Regions from separate parts of the Homo sapiens genome. Here region 2 is linked to region 1. The links are chromatin loops, found by intact Hi-C in ENCODE. Cell type or tissue: psoas muscle. All regions are shown on one strand. Links, peaks and the distances in the headings refer to the core of each region. The heading gives the core; the rest is flanking DNA.

Region 1 (12,704 bases), core at 2,507-10,506:
CAGAAACAGCTTTCTGAAGACACCAGCCCATGTATTTTTACAAAGGAGGAGAATGTCAGTTAATCCAGTGAGAGATCCTGTAAGACAGCTTCCACTTTGAATAGGTTCCATAGGGGCCGTAGGATCATAGCAGCCTATAATTACTAGAAGAGAATGTTATTTACCCTTATTTCTTTATTTTGACTCTGAGTAACATCTACAATTAGTTTTCAGAACTTATGTGAATTCAAGTAAGTGTACATTGTCTATCAGGAGACATGATGTTACACTGCATTTTCGCTGGAAAATGTGGGACAATTATTATTCTTATGCATGAGTCATTGAGTTGTTAAGGAAACAATCTGGTCTGGTATAATAAGCTGGAAGTCACTAGTTAGGAGACCTACAGGTCTTAGACCTTATTAACTCTAAGGTTTTATGCAAGTTCTTTATTGTCCAGTTCTTTAATTACATAATGTTCTGTGGGGTAGTGGAAACAGCTTGGGCACTAGGGAGCCTGAAGACCTTGGGCTTGAATTTAGTTTTGCTAGTCAGTACCACTTACTGCATGTGTGATCTTAACCTATATTAACCTGCCTAAGGCTCATTAAGGAATTATCTTACCTCAGTAGTTGCCTCATAAGTGATAGCTAACATTGGAGTACATATTTGCTGTCAAACTCTAAATGCTTTAGGTGCATTATCATATCATATCATATTTAATCTTCTCAACAACCTTATGAGGTAGGTACTATTTGGTGAAAACTAGGGAGACAAATAATTTGTTCAAAGACACAAATATCTTTAGGAGGAGCCTGAATTTTAACTGAGGCATTCTGACTTAGAGCCCATTCTTACCCGTTGAGCTGTTTTATAAGAATGCTTTCTGAAGAAAACAAAACGCTGTCCATGTGCAGCTGTCTAATGTTAGGCATTACAAAGCTAAATTAAGGTTATAAGGATCCCCCTCCCCCCCATAGGAATTAGAAGATTAATTCTTAAAACTAGTGATTTAAATTTAAAGACTTGAAGTTTTTCAAGTGGAGAAAACAGTAAAAGCTACTTAAACCACATGCTATAAAATGTTTTAGTTATATGGAAAGCAGTAGATAGAATGTCGTCCTTTTGTTTCCAAGAAACTTTTCTGTTTCATTTCCTGCATATGTTCATTATAAGTTACTCTTGTGTGATCTTATAGACATTTCTTAATGGTTACCTCGAAAACGCCAACTCTGACCCTACCTAAAAATGCATACCCTCCCTATTCTTTGTCACAGCCTTATTTTTATTCATTGCATTATCAGTCACAACCTGATGTTATAATACGCTTATTTCTTTCTTGGTATCTGCCTCACCTACAAGAATATAAATAATGTGAGGCAGGGACTGTCTTGTTCATCGCTGTGAACTATATGTCTGACACCTAGCTAGTGCTCAATTTGAATGAATGGATGGTCTGATGCTTGAAAATGATTGGGACTCATTGAGTCTTTTGCTTTACTTGCCATCCTTTATTAGCATGGCTAACTGAGTGGTATTTGGTATGCCATATAAAGTGAAACTCTAAGAATAAGGGTTTTAGGTTTACTCTTGGGAGAGTGGAATGGAAAACAATTTGAAACATGAATTTCAGCAAAATGGGTGTGCTTAGTCCCAGTTAATCTTGTTCATCAGTAATGTAAGTGTTCTGAGTGGAATCTGTACATAAATAATTTAGTGAATGCTTGTGTTTAGATCTAATTACCTTTTGAAATAAATTTGGACAAGCTAAGCTGTGCACTGAAAACTCCCTAGTGTTCTGAATGCTATGTTGCAGAACGTTGAAGATGTTGCCTTAAATCTGTAATATCCACACAGGTTGAATTCACTTACGTGCCACCAACCTGTACTTGCCTACTTTATTGGGAAGTCATGTTCATTTGAAATGTTTCCGTAATTACTTTACGTAGTTTTCATAATCTGGGTCTCTTGAGGTTGGCTGAATGTCATGATTTCTGTAAAGGGAATTCCTCAAGCTTGTATTTAGTGCTCTTATTTCTGGGTACAGTTTCAGGTGCTGTGCTGGATAATCTTTGTGCTTGGTACTCTATTGCTGGAGAATCATTTCTTAAATAGCTTCCAGTTTGACTAGATGTTTGCTGTAATTTTAAGTTTAAATTGAATCCTTTTGTAAAAGTGGCTTAATTCTTTCACTCTTTTTTTTCTTTTAGTCTAAATAATTGGATTTAGTTTTAACTTGAAGTATTTCTGAGCTTGAAAATTCTGGAGCACTTTTCAAGTAAAAAATACAGCTGACCTTTGGACAATGTGGGAATTAGGGGCACTAGCACCCTGTACAGTCAGAAATGTTTGTATAACTTTTGACTCTCCAGAAACTTAACTACTAGTACCCTACTTTTGACTGGAAACCTTACCAATTACATAAATAGTCAATTAACATGTATATTGTACGTTATATGTATTATATACTGTATTCTTATAATAAAGCTAAAGAAAAGAAAATGCTACTAAGAAAATCATAAGAGACTGTGTATTTACAATACTGTACTGTTTATTGATACCATAAGTTTATATCATCTGTAAGATGAATCATCTGTCTGAAACAGTGAGCAACTGTAACTGCAGACCTCAGTCTAAGTACATATCAAGTAATTCAACTTTTCCTTGTCATGACTTTTCTCTGCTTCTCGGGAGCACTTCCAGCATTACTAGTGGCACTTGGCATGGGTCTCATGGTGTTATTCAGGGTTTACAGTGTTGTGCTAAAAATGATGAAAAATATGCGAGAACTATGATCACTTTTTACTGTGATACTGTTACTGGAAGGACAGAATGCTCATGTGGAGATAATTAGAGTCATGGATAGGAGTCAGGGATACTTCAGACACTTGAGCTCACAGTAATACCAACAGGAGGTGGCCACAAAATTATTACAGTGGTACAGTATGTACTGCAGTTAATTTTATGCAGTTGTGATTTGGTACTGTATCTTGACCTTTGTTTACATTTCCATCTATTGCAAATGGCACCATGTACAGTAACCATATAGGGTCTGGTTTGTGTAAGTTTTGATAAATTTTAACTTTATTATTTGTGTATATTTTATGGTAGTAAATTATGAAATAGACTGGGATCTACATATATTTTATGCATTCATGACATTTTTCTTAATTTTTTTCAATATTTCTAGGCTGTGGTTTCCCTGTGAGTTTTTTTCATATTGTTGCAGTCTCCAAAAAATTTTCCAATATAGTTACCGAAAAAAAAATCTGCATGAAGTGGACCCACACAGTTTAAACCCATAGTGTTCAAAGGTCAGTTATACATTCAAGATTAGCCTTGGAATTATACATAAAATACAGCCGAGGCATTTACCTTGTCTGAGGTTTTGGGGAGAAAAGAAGTAATTCATAAATATAAGTTAGTTGTAAAGTGATGAAAGCCGAATTTTTGTCTGCTCTTTTAGGATTAATTACCTGGCATAAATTGGTAGTTATATTTCATATCCTTTCAGTGTTATGTAACCTTCATTTAAGCAGAAAGTCCTGGCAGCATTCAAAATAACATACTACTTTTGGTATAAAGAGATTCTTTTTTTTGAAACGGCGTCTCGCTCTGTCACCCAGGCTGGAGTGCAGTGGTACAATCTTGGCTCACTGCAACCTCTGACTCACTGCAACCTCTGCCTCCTGGGCTCAAGCGATTCTACTGCCTCCTGAGTAGCTGGGATTACAGGCACCTGCCACCAAATCTCGCTAATATTTGTATTTTTAGTAGAGATGGGGTTTCATCTTGTTGGCCAAGCTGGTCTCGAACTCCTGAAATCAAGTGATCCACCTGCCTTAGCCTCCCAAAGTGCTGAGATTACAGGCATGAGCCACCATGCTGGGCCAGAGATTCTTTAATTATTATTCTTGGTTACTATATTCATCTGATTTCTTTTTTTTTTTTTTTTTTTTGAGATGGAGTGTCTCTCTGTCGCCCAGGCTGGAGTGCAGTGGCACGATCTCTGCTCACTGCAACCTCCGCCTCCCAGGTTCAAGTGATTCTCCTGCCTCAACCTCTTGAGTAGCTGGGACTACAGGCATGCATCACCACGCCCAGCTAATTTTTGTATTTTTAGTAGAAACGGGGTTTCACCATGTTGGCCAGGATGGTCTCGATCTCTTGACCTTGTGATCTGCCCACCTCAGCCTCCTAAAGTGCTGGGATTACAGGTGTGAGCCACTGCACCCAGCCTTATTTATCTGATTTCTTAAGGTAGCTTTGTAATAAGTAAAAACAAAACAAAACAAAAAAAACCACACATACAAACCTAGATATTTTCTGTAAACATTTTTAATAGATTTCTTATTTTAAAGGACTTTTCTTTTTGGGGAAAATTTCTTCCAAAGTAGGAATAACTTTCTACAATTATTCAGTGCTTTTATTGTAATTGTATAAGTTAAGAAGCAGGGAAGCTTATGCCTGTTTGCTTGTTTGTTTTGATTTACATTTATCTCTTCCTACTTGTCTTTTTATTGTTTTATTGAAAGTTGAAACCACTATTAAATGATTCAGACATATAAGAATGTATAATGTATATGTACAGTTTAAAGATTAAATATAAAATGAACATCTGTGTACTGAACACCTGTGTACCTTTCTCTCAGCTTTAAATTTTTTCTTTTAAAATAAAATACGTATGAGATAATATTTTAAGAGTACGTGTAAGATATAAAGACATAATGAACAGCCTTGTATCTAATACCCAGTTTGAGAACATAATCCTTTTTATTTCTTTATGTCCCTTCCCACACTCTAACCACTACCTTTCTTACCTTTGCTTTTCTTTTAGTTTTGCCAGATCTAGTTGTATCCCTATTTTGTTGTTTTGTTGGTTTTTGAACTCTAAATGGAATCCTTCTGTATGAGTTTATTTGTAACTTCCTGTTTCCCCTCAACCTTGTTATCAGGATATTCTTTTTTTTTTTTTTGAGATGGAGTCTCGCTCTGTTGCCCAGGCTGGAGTGCAGTGGCGCGATCTTGGCTGACTGCAACCGCTGCCTCCTAGGTTCAAGCGATTTTCCTGCATCAGCCTCTTGAGTAGCTGGGATTACAGGCATGCACCACCACGTCCAGCTAATTTTTATATTTTTAGTAGAGACGGGGTTTCACCATGTTGGCAAGGCTGGTCTCGATCTCCTGACCTTGTGATCCACCCGCCTTGGCCTCCCAAAGTGCTGGGATTACAGGCATGAGCCACCATGCCCGGCCCAGGATATTCTTTCACCATGTTGTATGTAGCTCTAACTCATTTGGCTACTTCATGTATGAATATTTTACAACCTGTTTCCTGTTGGACATTGGGTTTCTAGGTATTTTTGTTGTTAGTATACACAGTGCTGCTATGAACACCTTGAATAGCATAGGTCTATTTGTTGCACTTGTGTCTCTAGGATAGTGTTTTTTTTCAAACTTTTTGTTACCACTCACAATAAGAAACACATTTTAAATTATGACTCAGTATATTATCAGGTATACTATTCCATGCTGTTCTGTTTCATTAAAACTAAAAACGCTAGTCAAGACCTAAGTTTTATGCTAATCGCTAGTGAGTTGAGACTAGAGTGTAGATAGTTTTGGGGCTTATGACTAGCTAGAAATAGAATTGCTGGATTGTAGGAGACAAGACATTTTCAACTTTACTAGTTAGTGTAAATTGTTTTCTTTCCAATATAAATGTGCCAGTTTATTCCTGTCACCAGTGTATATGTGTGATGGCTCCACATTCTTCCCTATACATGATAATGGCAAAAACCAGTTAGCCTATTGTGTGTGAATTGATACATTGTATGTCTTGCATTTCTTTCTTTCTCTCTTTCTTTTTTTTTTTTTTTTTTTTTTTTGAGACGGAATTTTGCTCTTGTCGCCCAGGCTGGAGTGCAATGATGCGATCTCTGCTCACTGCAACCTCTGCCTCCCAGGTTCAAGCGATTCTCCTGCCTCAGCTGGGATTACAGGCATGCACCACCACACCTGGCTAATTTTGTATTTTTAGTAGAGATAGGGTTTCTCCATGTTGCTCAGGCTGGTCTCGGACTCCCGACCTCAGGTGATCCGCCCGCCTCGGCCACCCAAAATGCTGTGATTACAGGCGTGAGCCACTGCACCTGGCCTTGCATTTCTGATTAATGAGAGAAAACATATTTTCAGAGTTTGCTGGGCACTAGTTTCCTTTTCTCTGAAATGACTGTTCATTTTTCTGTTGGGTTTATCTTTTTGGGTGGCAAGATTTCTTCATATGTTCTGAATACTAATTATTTGCCAATTATGTGTTATAAATGTCTTCCTACTTTGTGGCTTGTCTTCTGACTTTCTTATGGTGTCTCTATTAAAAGTTAAAAATTTTAATGTAGTTGAATTTATCAGTGTTTTCCTTTTATAATTTGTACTTTGTGTCTAGTTTAAGAAATTCTTCTCTACCTCACGGTTATGAAGATGTTCTTGCATGTTGTCTTAAAAAGTTTTATGTTGTCTCACAGTTCTTTCCCTGGAATTGATTTTTGTTTCTTCCCCTTTATGCTGTTTTCTTTTTTCCAAGATTTCCACTGCTTACCATTTCAGTTTTTAAGGGCTAAAATGTGTTTATTTATAGATGCTTTGAAATAATACTTTGACAGTATGGAGTTGTTTCGAGGATTGCATCTACAACTTACTTTTAGAGTCATAAGAAAATAATTGCAGTTGACCCTTGAACAACATGGGTTTGAACTGCACGGGTCCACTTATACATGGAGCAGGATGGTGAAACCTGAGTAGATGGGCTATGGGACTTGACTATGGGAGATTTTGGTGTACCTGTGTGTGTCCTTAAACCAATTTTTGGCGCATACTGAGGGATGACTGTATGTAGGAGTGTTTTGAAAAAGAAACTTTGGATAGTTATTCAATAAACTTTGAAGTCCCTCCTCCAGTCCCTATTTGACATCCTAAGTGTTTTGTAAATATTTCACAGTGATGCCAGTGTTTGCATGTGGTTTTCTTAAATTGTTTTGCACATATATTGTGAAGTAGATCTTTGTGCTTGGTATTTTGAATATGTATGGACAAACTTCTATGTATACAGCTTGTACTTAGAGTATACTTACAGTATGAGGAATCAAATCTTTAATTTTGAAAAATTCTCACCTCTTTAAATATTGCTTCTTTTATTTTCACTTTTCTCTTTTGCTAGACCTGTCTTGGAGGCTAAGTTTATCCCGTGTTTTTAATTGTTCTATCATTTTTTTCTCTTTTCTGTGCTTCATACTAGGTGAATTCATTACTGTCTAGCAATTTACCATTTTATTTTTCTATTTTGTCTAGAGTGTATTGTATCTGTTGAGTCTATATGCCAGTATCTATAATTTTCATATTTTAAATTTGGAATTGCTTTTTCATAATCACCTGTTTCAATTCTCTTTGTTTGGCAACCCTTTTGCTACTTAGAAAACCTCTATCTCCTTCTTTAACATGTTCAAATTTAAAAATCTTTGTCAGACCATTTCATAAAACATCTGGTGTGAATTCGTGTTTTTATATGATTGTTTTTTCTCATTAAATTTCTTGCTATGTTTTGGATTAAAAAAACTGGTTTTAATGTTGGACAGACTCATTATTTTGACAACTCTTGCATTCAAATCAAAACTCTGAAATTTAATCTTATTTTTGAATTTACTAATTGATCAGAAATAGACACCCCCCCCCCAAAAAAAAAAAAAGAAAACTTGTTAAACACTGTGAGGGTACTATCAACAAAATTCACACTGGGAAACGCGCTAGGACTAGCTGCTTGGTTTTTTTTCCCTTCCCAACTAAAAGTTCTAAGAATTGTAAGAAACTGAAAAATAAAGAGATAGGTATAGTACGTGAAAGGAGACAAGAAATATACCAGTCAAGGAATAACAAAATACTTGCAAAGCACTTGGGGAACGTGAACGAACACTAGCTTTGCATTAAGGAATTACTAATTTTTAATTTGCTATGACATTGGATGTTTTGTTGTCTTTTTTTTTTCTCCAGGCTTGGAGCTTCTGTAAAGTTATAGCTCTGGATTTGCAGTGTCATTGTTTTTCTCCCCTCTCCTCCCCTCTCTTTTTTTACCTTTTTATTTTTTTGAAACCTCTCTTTTTACAAGCTGTGCAAATCTTGACCCCTTGGTGTCAGGCGATGAACCTTGTTCTGTTTTGTTGCTGTTACCTTTAGGAACTGAACTATCCAGCCATCTTCCTGGTTCCTTCTTCCCTCTACTGCACTTAAGATATGGGTTACTGTTTTGAATTTTTATTGCATTTCTCACCCAGTACGATGTTTATCTTAGTTTTGAGTTTAGCCATATCTTTTAAATTTCCTTTTATATTCGTGCAAAAGGTTGGTGCAAAAGTAATATTTCACACTATTACTAAGTATTTGGAGGAGGATCCTTATTGGAAGTCGTTATCTTCATTTCTACCTATCTTAGGCTTACTTGTTTTTTGAATCCCAGCTTATGTATCCTGAGTAGTATTCACAGTGTATCCTGAGTGCTCTAGTTCAGTGATCTGTTCCCTTCCTTTGCACAAATCTTTTAATCTTGTTGAATATTATTCAGCTCTACAGAACACATCTGATATTAGCATCACACTAATTTATGATTATATAATAATTAGTTAGACTCTTTAAGCATTGAAATGTGATTCTTGCTTTTGCTGCTTGATCTCACTCATCCTGTGTTTCTTCGTTCTGTTTTGGAGTTGCTGTTCCCACTCAAGCAGAGTAGAGTTTTTTTTTTTTTTTTTTCATTTTTGAGTTTGGACTGGTATCCATTGTTGTGTGAAATATTTTTGCTTGTTGTCTCCAACTTGAAAATCAAATATCCAATGTTTTGAATTCATTCTTGAAAACCCTGCTGCTAATTTAAAAGCTATTAAATGAAAGCCTATTTCCATTAATTTTAGTAGGGAATTATGATGCGGTATTTCATCCCAAACAGTTTTCACACGTAGGTAAATATTAATCTAACAATGAAGACAAATTTGTGTAGGTATAAACAAGTTGAAAGTAAATACACTTTATACATAAAATATAATGTAGTATAATGAAGGCTAATTGTATTTGCCAAAGGAGAAAGAAGATTTGATAGTGGATGGTAGTGTAGTTGGTAGAGTGTCACTTTTTGGGAAGTCTGTTTCTTCTGTACTGTGTTTTTTCACCAATTCAAGCTTTCTGGAGTTCAGAGTTACCTTGCATTCAGTCTGCACTTAAGTTGTCTGCACAGAAAAGCACCACTAGGGCAATAACAAACACAAGTTGTTCACAACACGGGAAATAGAACACATGCAGAAAAGACGGAGTTGTAGGAGCTGGAAGCTCATTGACTTTCTTGCTCTGCATATGTACACGAAGCATATCTAGGTTCATCCAGTGTACTGTATGTACAGTATAGATCTGTTCCATATGATTTACGCTGATGGGAAATAATTACGTTGAATAAAACATTGAGTCTGAAATCATAAATGTTGAAATTTCACTCTATAGAATATTTTGTGTGTGCTTAGGTAAACAGTCACTAATACCAAAAAAGGTCATTGCTTGAAAAGTGGTAATTTTCAAGAGCCATTTTGATGAAAACCAGTTAAATGAACAGCTCATTATGTGGTTAAGTCTGTAGTAGACTTAGTAATGTGGTGTTCCAGCTTATCTGAACTAGTTGTCAGAATTTCTGCTATTCTAACCAGGTAACTCAGAGTAACACAGGATAATACAAATCTTACGTTCTGAAACCTTTAATTGGTTTGCCCTTTGTTCTCATCCTCATATTCAACACATTTGTAAACTGGCAAGATTATCTTTAATTGATTAAAATGTTAGTAAGGTCAGGCTTAGTTTTTTGGTACATTGTTAAGATACTTTCTAAACCATTAATTGTCAACTTTGGGATATTATTGTTTAACCTTTTAAATATTCTTCAATTTATGCCAGTATTCAGCCATGTTCAGGATTTATCAATCTTGTCTCCAAGGATAGCTTGTTTACTTTATTGACTGTTCTGACAAAATCAGACATTCCATAATGTGTATTGGGTTTTCCTGATTTAGTAACCCTTTTATTTAAAAAGGTATCGGAGTGATTTTTTTTAATAGTGACTGGTTTGGCGGCTGGGCGCGGTGGCTCACGCCTGTAATCCCAATACTTTGGGAGGCCGAGGTGGGCGGATCATGAGGTCAGGAGATCAAGACCATCCTGGCTAACATGGTGAAACCCCGTCTCTACCAAAAATACAAAAAAATTAGCTGGGTGTGGTGGCAGGCGCCTGTAGTCCCAGCTACTCAGGAGGCTGAAGCAGGAGAATGGTGTGAACCTGGGAGGCGGAGCTTACAGTGAGCTGAGATCGTGCCACTGCACTCCAGCATGGGCGACAGAGCAAGACTCAATAGCAAAAAAAAAAAAAAAAAAAGTAAAAATAAAATAAATAAATGGTTTATAGTGGATGGCTTTTGATGTGCCTATATTTTTTAGTAACATTGTCTGGATTTACCTAAAATAAATTCATCAATTTTAATTTGACTACTTTCTATTTTTAGTACATGATATTTAATAGCTTTTACTTTTTTCCCCCTAACTCTTAGGCATTTTCTAATAGTGAGGAAAGCAGAAGCCTTTCATGGAACTTGAAATGTAGGATCATGGCAGCTGTGTCTGTTGAAGGCAACATCTGTCTTTGCATGGCTGTTGAGGTGATTGTGTTGTAAACATGGATTCTAAGGATGACCATAGGATAGGAGCCTCTACTTGTGGCTATATTTTAGGTTCTGATAACTGATCATCTTTCATCCTCTTACCTCATATTTCTGTTGTCTGGAAGGCAGTCTTTGCAATCACAAATTTTGAAGGTTCATGGTGTGCTGTGTTTTAATTATGTTAATTACATAATTGACATACTTAAACCAACTTTCAGTTGGTGAAATCACAAGGACTACTTTTTCTTGGCGTTAGCTCCCTAAGGTTCTTAGTAAGATCGGGTCTCTCACTAATTTTTTGCTTAGGTTTCCTATTATTGCGAGTGATGTCAAAAGAATAGAACCTTTTTTTTTTTTTGACAAAGTTTTTTTTGCCACTGTAGACTTAAACTTTGTTAATATATCAAAGCTACACTTATTTCCAATTCAAGGTAATTATATCTGTACTTTTTGATGTTTTTTCTGTCATAGACTCTTTTTGCAGCTTCAAGAATAGAACGTTATGGTGAAGTCCATATCATGATAAAACATCCTTGATTTTGTGTTTCAGAGTACCAGTGAACACAAATAGGATTAGTATATACTGTATATATGAAGGATTATTTTGAAAAAAAAAATCCAAAGGGAAGAACTCACAAGGACCACCTATATAAAGTTATTTATGTTCAGAGAAGTAAATATTTGACAACATTGTGCGTTGGACTCTGTGTTGGGCTCCCAGATAGATGGGAGAACATGTATTTGAAAAGGGGAGTTACTCATTTGGCTTACACTTTTTGAGTAGTATAAGCTAAACTTTGTGTAATAAGTGAGTAAAAGTCTTCAGGGAATGTTTTCTTAAGCCATAGTTCTTAAGGTACAATTTCAGAGAATGATAAACACATAAGATTGTGAATGTATTAAAGCAAATGCCTCTTAATTTCAGTGAATCAGAATGAACATTTCTTAAGTTTATCGGATTCTTCATTTGTACTTGTTTTTAGATTGTGTGTAAGATTTTGCTGTTTATTCACAATTTTGCTGTTTGCGTAGATGTCGAATCTCTTTGCTGTTTCTTAAATAGCAATGATAGGAATTTCCCTGTGGAATATGAACATTAAAATTGAAATGTAGAAGGGCTGGCATGGTGGTTCATACCTGTAATCCCAGCACTTTGGGAGGCCGAGGCGGGCAGATCACTTGAGGTCAGGAGTTTGAGAACAGCCTGGCCGACATGGTGAAACCCCATCTCTACTAAAAATACAAAAATTAACAAGGCATGGTGGCGGGCACCTGTAATCTCAGCTACTTGGGAGGCTGAGGCCAGAGAATCATTTGAGCCCGGGAGGGGGAGGATGCAGTGAGCTGAGATCGTGCCACTGCATTCCAGTCTAGGCGACAGTCAGACCCTATCTCAAAAAAAAAAAGTAGAAATGTAGGTTGTAGGAATGTAGAAATTAAAATGTAGACTACAGAATAGATTGTAAGGTTTAGAAAAAAAAATTCAGGCTTTCACCATTTAATTGGTGTACTTAACTATCTGTGAAAATTTGTCCTAATTTCATATGGCTTTGTATACGGAAGCTTGGAGTAATTGAGGGGCCAGAGAGGGAAAACTCTTTGCTAGCACTCTTCTTTGTGCATTCCTGAAAAGTTTATTAGAGAAAAGCAAAGGTCAGCTGTAATCCCTAGTGAAATAATAAGAATATTGCTTTCTCGGCAGGGCGCGGTGGCTCACGCCTGTAATCCCAGCACTTTGGGAGGCCGAAGCGGGCGGATCACGAGGTCAGGAGATTGAGACCATCCTGGCTAACATGGTGAAACCCCGTCTCTACTAAATATACAAAAAATTAGCCGGGCGTGTTGGCGGGCGCCTGTAGTCCCAGCTACTCTGGAGGCAGAGGCAGGAGAATGGCGGGAGCCCAGGAGGCGGAGCTTGCAGTGAGCCGAGAACCCGCCACTGCACTCCAGCCTCGGCGACAGAGCGAGACTCCATCTCAAAAAAAA
Region 2 (8,000 bases), core at 1-8,000, 75 kb after region 1:
ATTGAACCCGTGTGAAAAGAGCCAGGACACTGGAGGCCAGCAGATAGCAGTGTCAGTCTTTCCTTCTAGTTTTGCCACTTCGTTTTCTGTGTATACTTGGCTCAGTTTCCTAACTTACTTGAGCTGTGGTTTCCCTATCTATAGAATGGGAATAAATACCTCATGGGGTTGTTGTAACGGTGAGAATTTGTGAACTGCCAAGTACAGTGGTTGGCATATATTAAGTAATAAATGGTGATTATTGGCTTTTTATTTTTCGTTGTTGGTTTTTATCTGTTTAGATTTCTCATTCTGAAAAAAAAGACTGAAATATAGCAGATTATATTTGTGAATGAAATGCTGTTAAAATCCAGATCTCTCAATTTTTAATAACCTCTTTCGCCTCCAAGAGAATCTATTTTATAGCCTTCCAGCCTTCCCCTTTGCTTTGATCAACTAGCTCATACAATTCATGTAAGGTTGTTTTGTGGCATGAATGTTTGGCCATGCCAAGAAAGACATAGGACACAGTGGGTTACTATGGGATTCCTAGGTAGATTTGAAACATGTTAATTGTATTAAACCATAGAGAAAAAACGTTACACTGCAGTGGAAAGTCCTATGAGTGTTATTGGGCCTCGTTTAAACATCACATGAAAAGCTTTTTATAATACTTCTATATTTGCTCTGTCTTTAATCTTCTAATGTTCAATGTACCTGAAATCATGTATGTATTCTTGGTTTGTGTCTTTACTTTTGAATGCTTTCTTCTTTGTCACATGTGCATAGTAATTATTTTAAAAGCTGGCCTATTTGATATATATACTAAAACATGGAAAGTGGGCGTCTTTATTTTCTCATTCAAACTTCTAAACATTGCTTTTTATTTTTTTGCTAATATGCATATTTTCCCATTGAAATAATTTTGCAGTAACCAGCATTTAAATGCAGTGCAAAATACTGATGAAGTAAAAAAGCAAAAATCTTTCAATAATGGATAAACTGAAATCATTCTTTCTAAAAATGATTAGGACCTTCGGGAGAAAAACTGGGAAGCAATGGAAGCATTGGCATCAACTGAAAAAATGCTGCAGGACAAAGTGAACAAGACTTCCAAGGTTGTAATGCTAACTCCTAGAAACAATCCACTGAACAGAGAAAATCTGCAGCTTGTCTTAAAATCAGACTAAAGCATTTACTTTTACTGCAATTTAAATATAAAATCTCCTTATCCATATTTATCATCTCTATCATCTCTGCTTTTTTCATCTACTCCTTGAAGCTTTAATTTTGGGCATGCTGATTTGTTGTGATTACCTGATTGTTTGGGCTTTGTTGAGCACAACTTTAAGCTGAAGAGTCTCAGAAGACCGATGTTAACCTCTTGTCAGACAATATGCGCCTTTTGGGTTGGTTAAGATAACTTTCATGAAAACTTTGAACCAAAGAAATCTAGGTGAATTAACAAACACATTTGAATATGTAGGATGTGCCATAAACTACGTGTTTTGGAGGGCACACCAAGATGTCTCAGATAAGGTAGAGAAATGATCAAAGTCTTAAATACAGGAAAGGCATCAACTTTGGGTGTGTTGCTTGGAATGGTTCCTTAGAGGTGGTGGACTGAAACTTCATGTATTACTGGCTAGCAATGACACATGGCATGTTTAGATGAAATATTACTATCAAGGGATAATTCTCTTGACCAGAGTATGTAAAGTACTCCTGAAATATATAGCCCCCTCTGTCTTCAGAACAATGGAGGACATTCTCCTTGAGCTCAAGTTGTACCATTGGGTGTGAAGATTTCTAATGAATTGTAATAGAGAAGTTGTTTTTAAAGATTGAGAAAATTGAATCTGCCAGTCCAGTTAAGTATTTTGAAAATTCCTGTCAAGTGTAAATGTGAAACAGGGGTATTGAATTTTGCAGACAGGTAAAAGAAAGAACCTACATGATTAATTTTAGCACTATGAAAATATTTTGTGTGCCATGGTACTCTATTGAATCTTTAATATAAGTCTTAGTGACACCTGAAGGAATGTTTAAGCATAAAATAGTTCTGTAAATTTTTTTTTTTTTTAGCAAGTATACGTTTGTAGTTACATTTCCTGTAGCTTAGTGGATTTGTATTTAACTATATCCCTATTTATCTAGCCATAATTTTCAGTAAAGGTTAAATTCGAGATAGCTGAGAGGTATATTGGGACCAGAGAGTAGGAAAATCTAGGTCAGATAGGACATTTCATTATTATTTCACTGGGAGTAGTTGCAATTGTACAGTCATTTCTGTCAGCGATGAGGGTTTTAGTGTGGTTTCTGGTTGTTTATATTACTTTGTTTTTGATGGTTAAGAGCCACCTTTTTGGTTTTATTTTTTTAGTGGGACTGGGTATGTGGGTGCTAATCACACCATTCCTACAAGAAGTTACATGCTACTTGCCATAGGCATTTTTGCATTTTATGATTCTAAAAGAAAGAATTTTTGTGCATAATGCCTTCTTGCATAGCTAAAGATCTACAGAGAATAGAATTGAAAGTCTTCTATATTTCAATGGAATTTAGACAGTCCTTAGATAGCATACGTGTAAAGGGATGTTGATTGACCCAGTGCCATAAATTATGTTGTGATGAAAAGGAACTATGTGAAACACTTTTAGTATTTTAACTAGAAATAAGTTACGGTCAGCTTACCTAAAATGTAAAGAGGATGATATATGCTGTCTTTACAGGATTATTTTTAAAGGCTAAATACTCTTGAGGAGCTACTGAAAGAAACTCTTATACATTTCACTTAAAGATGGTATGCAAATTATAGTTCAGTTTTCAATATTAGATCTTTCCCAGATGTTAAAGTGGAATGGAAATTGCTGTCTATAACCAAACTACTGTGTCAGATGAAAACTACTTAGCTAAAATTGTTAATACCAAATAAAAGTAACTTCCCATGTTTGTGGCTCTTGGTTATGTTAGATACTTTGTTCTTTTAGTTAGTCTTTTTTTTTCCTTGGAAAGTTTTCAAAAAGCTGTTCCTCAGTGTCTCTTTTCCTAACCGGTTTTCTTTAAAGATTAGTACTTTGGTCAAATGATAAGAATTACCTCTTAATGTCCTTGAAATAGCATTAATTATTTTCCTTATTTTATGCAGTTAGGTGTATTCCTGAAAATTAGTGGACTTCATTGAATTATTGAAAATATCCTATTAAAACACCTATTGTAAAAATACTGCTGCTGATCTTTAACAGCTTTTTGTGTGTATGGAAAATGGCAAAATCTGTAGCTGTTGTGTAAATTTTCATGTGATTAGATTTTCTAAAATTGAAGTGTGTAGACCTTGAATCAGTGATAGATTTCAAATTTCACATATAAATGTTGGGGGAAAGATATGGTTGAGATGTTTCTAGCTTGCTTGCCTTCTTGTCACCTGTTGAACTTTGTGACTGTTGTTTTTAGATGATTTTCTTGGCTTGGTTTAGATGTGCATTTTTATAGGGGTCTTTTTTTTCAAGTCTTGTGGAGGTAGTTGAAATGTTACATTTTTGTTTTTGGTGCGTGATAAGTCATTACCCTAATTTTGACAAACCATGGTTTTGAGTTTATAATTGATATCCATTAGACTTGGATTTAATATCAGCACATTTAGACTTAGACATTTGTAATATTTGTAAATTTATAGCAGAGTCCATATACAAGTGTCAGAACTAGTTTTTATGATGTGTGGCATTAGTGAAGTAATATGCCATCAGTTGCTCCTTGTTCTTTCTTTTTCCCATTTATGTCATCCATCAGATTTTGATGGTCCTCCTTGTTTAGCATAAATACTTCACATGACCTTGAAGTTGGAAATAAGAGAGTTACCATTTTAATGCCATGATGTTATATAGTCCATCAGTGATGCATTTTTTAATAGAGATATACCAGCCAATAAAGCTCAGTTGTGTTCCTCCAATGTGTATTTTCTACTATAGGTAGTTTATAAAGTTTTAGCTATAAGAAATGCTTTTTGTGTGTCTGATTTTGAATTGTTCCTGGACAGGCAAATCACTTGATTTCTAAATGCCAGGGAAAATGTCCATATTGTCAGATATTGCTAAGGCATTATTTGATATTTAGGATGCTTTAGAGATTTTGCAGATTTTTTCTTATGGGAGCATTTTAATATCTTAAAGTGGGAAATTTTAATATTTGTTAGTATTAAAAATTTTTTTTAAACTTTTTCTTCCCGTAGAATTATAAAACACTATAGTTTTTTTCTTTTCTTTTTTTAAAAACATTCTGTGATCTTGTAAGTTTGATTTGGCTCATCTTCTGCTTTAGGAAAGGCAGCAACAGGTGGAAGCTGTTGAGTTGGAGGCTAAAGAAGTTCTCAAAAAATTATTTCCAAAGGTGTCTGTCCCTTCTAATTTGGTAAGACTAATTTATTATTTTTTTAACATGATGACATTATTCAAGAAAGGTGTGAATAAGCAACATCATTTGCACTCCACTTGGTTTCAGTAGAGTGCTGATTTCTTGATCTTTCCTATTGTTAAGCTGGTGCTTTTCAGTAAAGATTAATAACTTGGTTCAAAACTCATTTCTATTTACCTGATACTATTGTTTCTATAAAATTTTATATATGAGACATTAGAGGATTAAAAACATCATATTTGGGAAAGAAATGTTTTTTAATGCTAATAAAACCAATATGGTAACATTCTTAATGGCTTTATTTAAAACTTAATTTTAAGTGATTGCTTCTTAGTTTTAGCAACACTTCCTTAATGTACTTGATACTATGAACTAGGCTCTTTACATTTTAAAACTCAAGATTTTTGGTCATCTATTACCTTCTTCAAGCAGAAATCTTACAGATAATATAGAACAACTTGGTTTACTTGAGGTAGTACATGTTCTCCTTTGTTCAGAGAATTAATAATTATTTGAGGGCAGAGAAAGTCAGTGAATGTGCATGTGAGTTTCCTAAAATAGAGTGTAGGGTCTTTTTTTTTTTTTCTTATTTAATGGAAAACTGTTCAACAGTAGAGAGACGAGCATAATGAGGCCTGATGTACCCAACATCTCTCCATAGCACTTATCAGTACATGGCACGCATATAAGCAATCTTCTTTTACCTCCCACCTTGCATTCCCTAGATTATTTTGAAGGAACTCAAACATCAGAGCATTTCTTCTGTAAATATTTCAGTACACATTTCTAAAACATAAGCATTTCTTTTTAAAAAGTGTGATATTACACTTAAAAATACATTCTTAATTTTGTATAGTATGCATTTCTCCAGTTGTCATAAATTGTCTGTTTTATTAAATAATAACTTACTGTAGTTTGTTTTAATCAGGATCCGAATAAGGTCAGTATGTAACTGGTTTGAGACATCTCTTAGATATTTTTTAATCCTCGGGTTCCCCGACTCTTTCTCAGCAACACCCCACCTCCTTTAAAAAAAAAACAAAAACAAAACTTAGTGGTTTCCTATGAAGTTTCCCACAGTTTGGATTTAGTTGACTGCATCCCTGTGGTGTTAGCATGTTCCTCTTTTCTTTATGTATCTTTTATGTATCAAATCTGTAATCAGGAATCTGATTCCTGGTCAGATTAAGGCTCAGTATTTTGGGGGTAGGGTAGAGTAGGGGCAAGACCACTTCATGGGCGGTGGTGTGCACTTTCATGAGGAGATTCGTAATGTCTGCTTGTCTTCCTTTGGCCCATTGGAACTTATTTAGGTTTGTTACCAAGTCGTTTTGACACAATGCTGCTAAACTTTGATAGCTTCTATGCTTTGTGGTATGATAAGGTGCTCCTGATTTATCATATACATTTCCTGCCCCAAACATAGAATCAACTATTTCTCCAAGGAGCTCTGTGGGTGCTAGGGGTGGGGTAAGTAAACTTAATGGCTTGTTCTATTTGTAGTCTGAGTTAAGTATAGCCTACATTTATTTCAAGTAAGGAGAGAAAACTCCTTTGTTTCCATTGTAACTATCGAGGATATGTTCCGATCTGATCAGTTTAGGAGATCTCTACCACTTTTGAGTTGAACTGATGAAATACCTAGCACTGAGTAAACGTATAGATACACTATCAGTTCTAGTGCTGTTGTTAAATTGAACCTAAGAGAAAGGGTTGCTATTAATATATTCAATTTTTTTTTCTTTGTGGCATAACCTGTTTTTGTTTCTACTTTATATTTATGGAAATAATACTGGGGGATGTATTTTTTGGCAGTACTTTATGAGCCAAGAGAATTAATGATTGATAATTTCTGTTCTTCAAAGATTGTATAAGATCACCAGCAGTAAAAATTTTCTTTTCTAACAGCAATACTACCCACTCTCAGTAACCAGATCTTTTTGACACTAGAAATATTTATAAGTCATCATAATAAATGGATGATACTGTTTGGCTTTTGTTCATATACTTGTCAAAAGTTGAATATTTCTGCATATAGTCTACAAGAAATGTACTAAACTTTCTATGTGCTAACATTAGAGTCTGGCATTTTAGGTTTGTAAAGATTTGAAGGACAATAAACTATTTATGTTATAAAATAATAAAGCAATAAGCTTCATTAATATTAAGATAAGTCAAGATAATTAGTAGATATAAAAATATATAAATTTTTTTACTGTTTCCTCTTGCTGTTTTGCTGAGCAGTCAACATAGGAGAGATCTAAATTATATGACCTAGAAGGAAATTTACAAACTTTAAGCAACAAAACTAGTTTTTTATCTTATTTTAATTTATGTTGGGTACCAATAGTTGAAACTGTTAAGTAGGATTCTGATAGTGTACATTTAGTCTTGGTTCAGATTTATAATGTGAGAATGTTAAATAGTGTTTTAAAACTAATTTGATATTAAAGGTATTGTACTATGGAGTGACTCAGCATCTACTTTTGTTTTTTGTTATTTGATAGTTTCCAGAGAATCCTGATTCTGCTGCATATGTAACAGTTTATATTATAGCAGTTAATAAAAATTTCATGAGTTTTTTTCTTAAATTTAATCCAAAGACTTAAAAGAAGGAATAAGAGGAAATTTGATTTAAAGTATGTAACACACAGATACACTTTATCAAAGTGTAAAATTCAGATAAGCATCAATAATTTAGAGTAATTTATTCTAAAATTTAGAATAAATGCCAAAACTGTAATACATGCATATTTACATCAGCTAACCTGTCAGCACAAATTGAGTTTTTGTTGGATTTAAACAAGTGAATGTGTATGCATATCACTTCTCATTAGGATTTTTAAAATACTGAATAATATTTCCTAATTTGAATGAAATAATTTTAGAGTCCTTGGAGCATTTTCACAGAATTTGAAATCCTCCAAATGGAACATCTTTATGAACTCAAAATACTTCACTTTCACTTTATGAACTCAAAATACTTCATTTTTGAGAACTGATTTACCTGGAAACAGTTTTGAAAAATTAGTCTGGGTTTTTTGTGTTTTAAAGATTATTTGTCCTGGTGCTAGTAAGTGGTAGAGGCCAGATTTGAACCCAGGTTTTTCTACATGCAACTGCAGAATTCAGTTGAAAATACTCTTGGTTAGGTATATAATATTTTATTTTGATGGTAGGTACATAGGTCTGTTTTTAGTGCTTGTTTTTCAAAGTGGGTTATGTCCAACTTATGCAGTAGTTACATTCCTCTTTGAAATTTGTAGCAATGTCCTGTTTGTCTGTGTAGGTTTCTTTTATAATTATCTAATTTGGTTATTTTAAATGTTTCACCTGTTTTATTTGGATTTTTTTTTTCTTTGGAAATTAATGATTTTAACTTTTCTCGTCCACAGAGTTATGGTGAATGGTTGCATGGATTTGAAAAAAAGGCAAAAGAATGTATGGCTGGAACTTCAGGGTCAGAGGAGGTTAAGGTTAGTTCAGCAAATGAACTGTTTGTAATTTAAACATAGAAAAAAGAAGCAAATAAGATTTTGTCTTCATAAGCTTGGAAAAGATAAAAGATAATCGAATAAGGCTCTTTTGAGAAAGTGTAAGAAGGTGATTTC

What was found. Hi-C counts contacts between places; a loop is a spot of excess contacts. Peaks named below come from ENCODE experiments on the same cell type or tissue, not always from the same donor. Only the 100,000 strongest peaks of a DNase experiment are listed, where the experiment ranks them.
Region 2: it touches region 1 in a loop (2.5-fold over the local background); 10 of 110 quality-filtered maps call a loop at or near these places.

What each region holds. Positions count from the first base shown.
Region 1 is chr14:55,585,739-55,598,442 of GRCh38, forward strand. The region is part of intron 1 of KTN1 (kinectin 1); the gene reads left to right. Among named protein-coding and RNA genes, the nearest start is that of KTN1, 12 kb to the left of the region's middle. In psoas muscle, for the core only: no CTCF peak of the experiment used is centred there; no DNase peak of the experiment used is centred there; H3K4me3 peaks cover 1,626 bases; H3K27ac peaks cover 3,992 bases.
Region 2 is chr14:55,662,945-55,670,944 of GRCh38, forward strand. KTN1 (kinectin 1) reads left to right here. Exons shown (of 44, transcript NM_001079521.2): 33 at 1,011-1,097; 34 at 4,297-4,386; 35 at 7,785-7,865. Among named protein-coding and RNA genes, the nearest start is that of KTN1, 87 kb to the left of the region's middle. In psoas muscle, for the core only: no CTCF peak of the experiment used is centred there; no DNase peak of the experiment used is centred there; H3K4me3 peaks cover 364 bases; H3K27ac peaks cover 3,627 bases.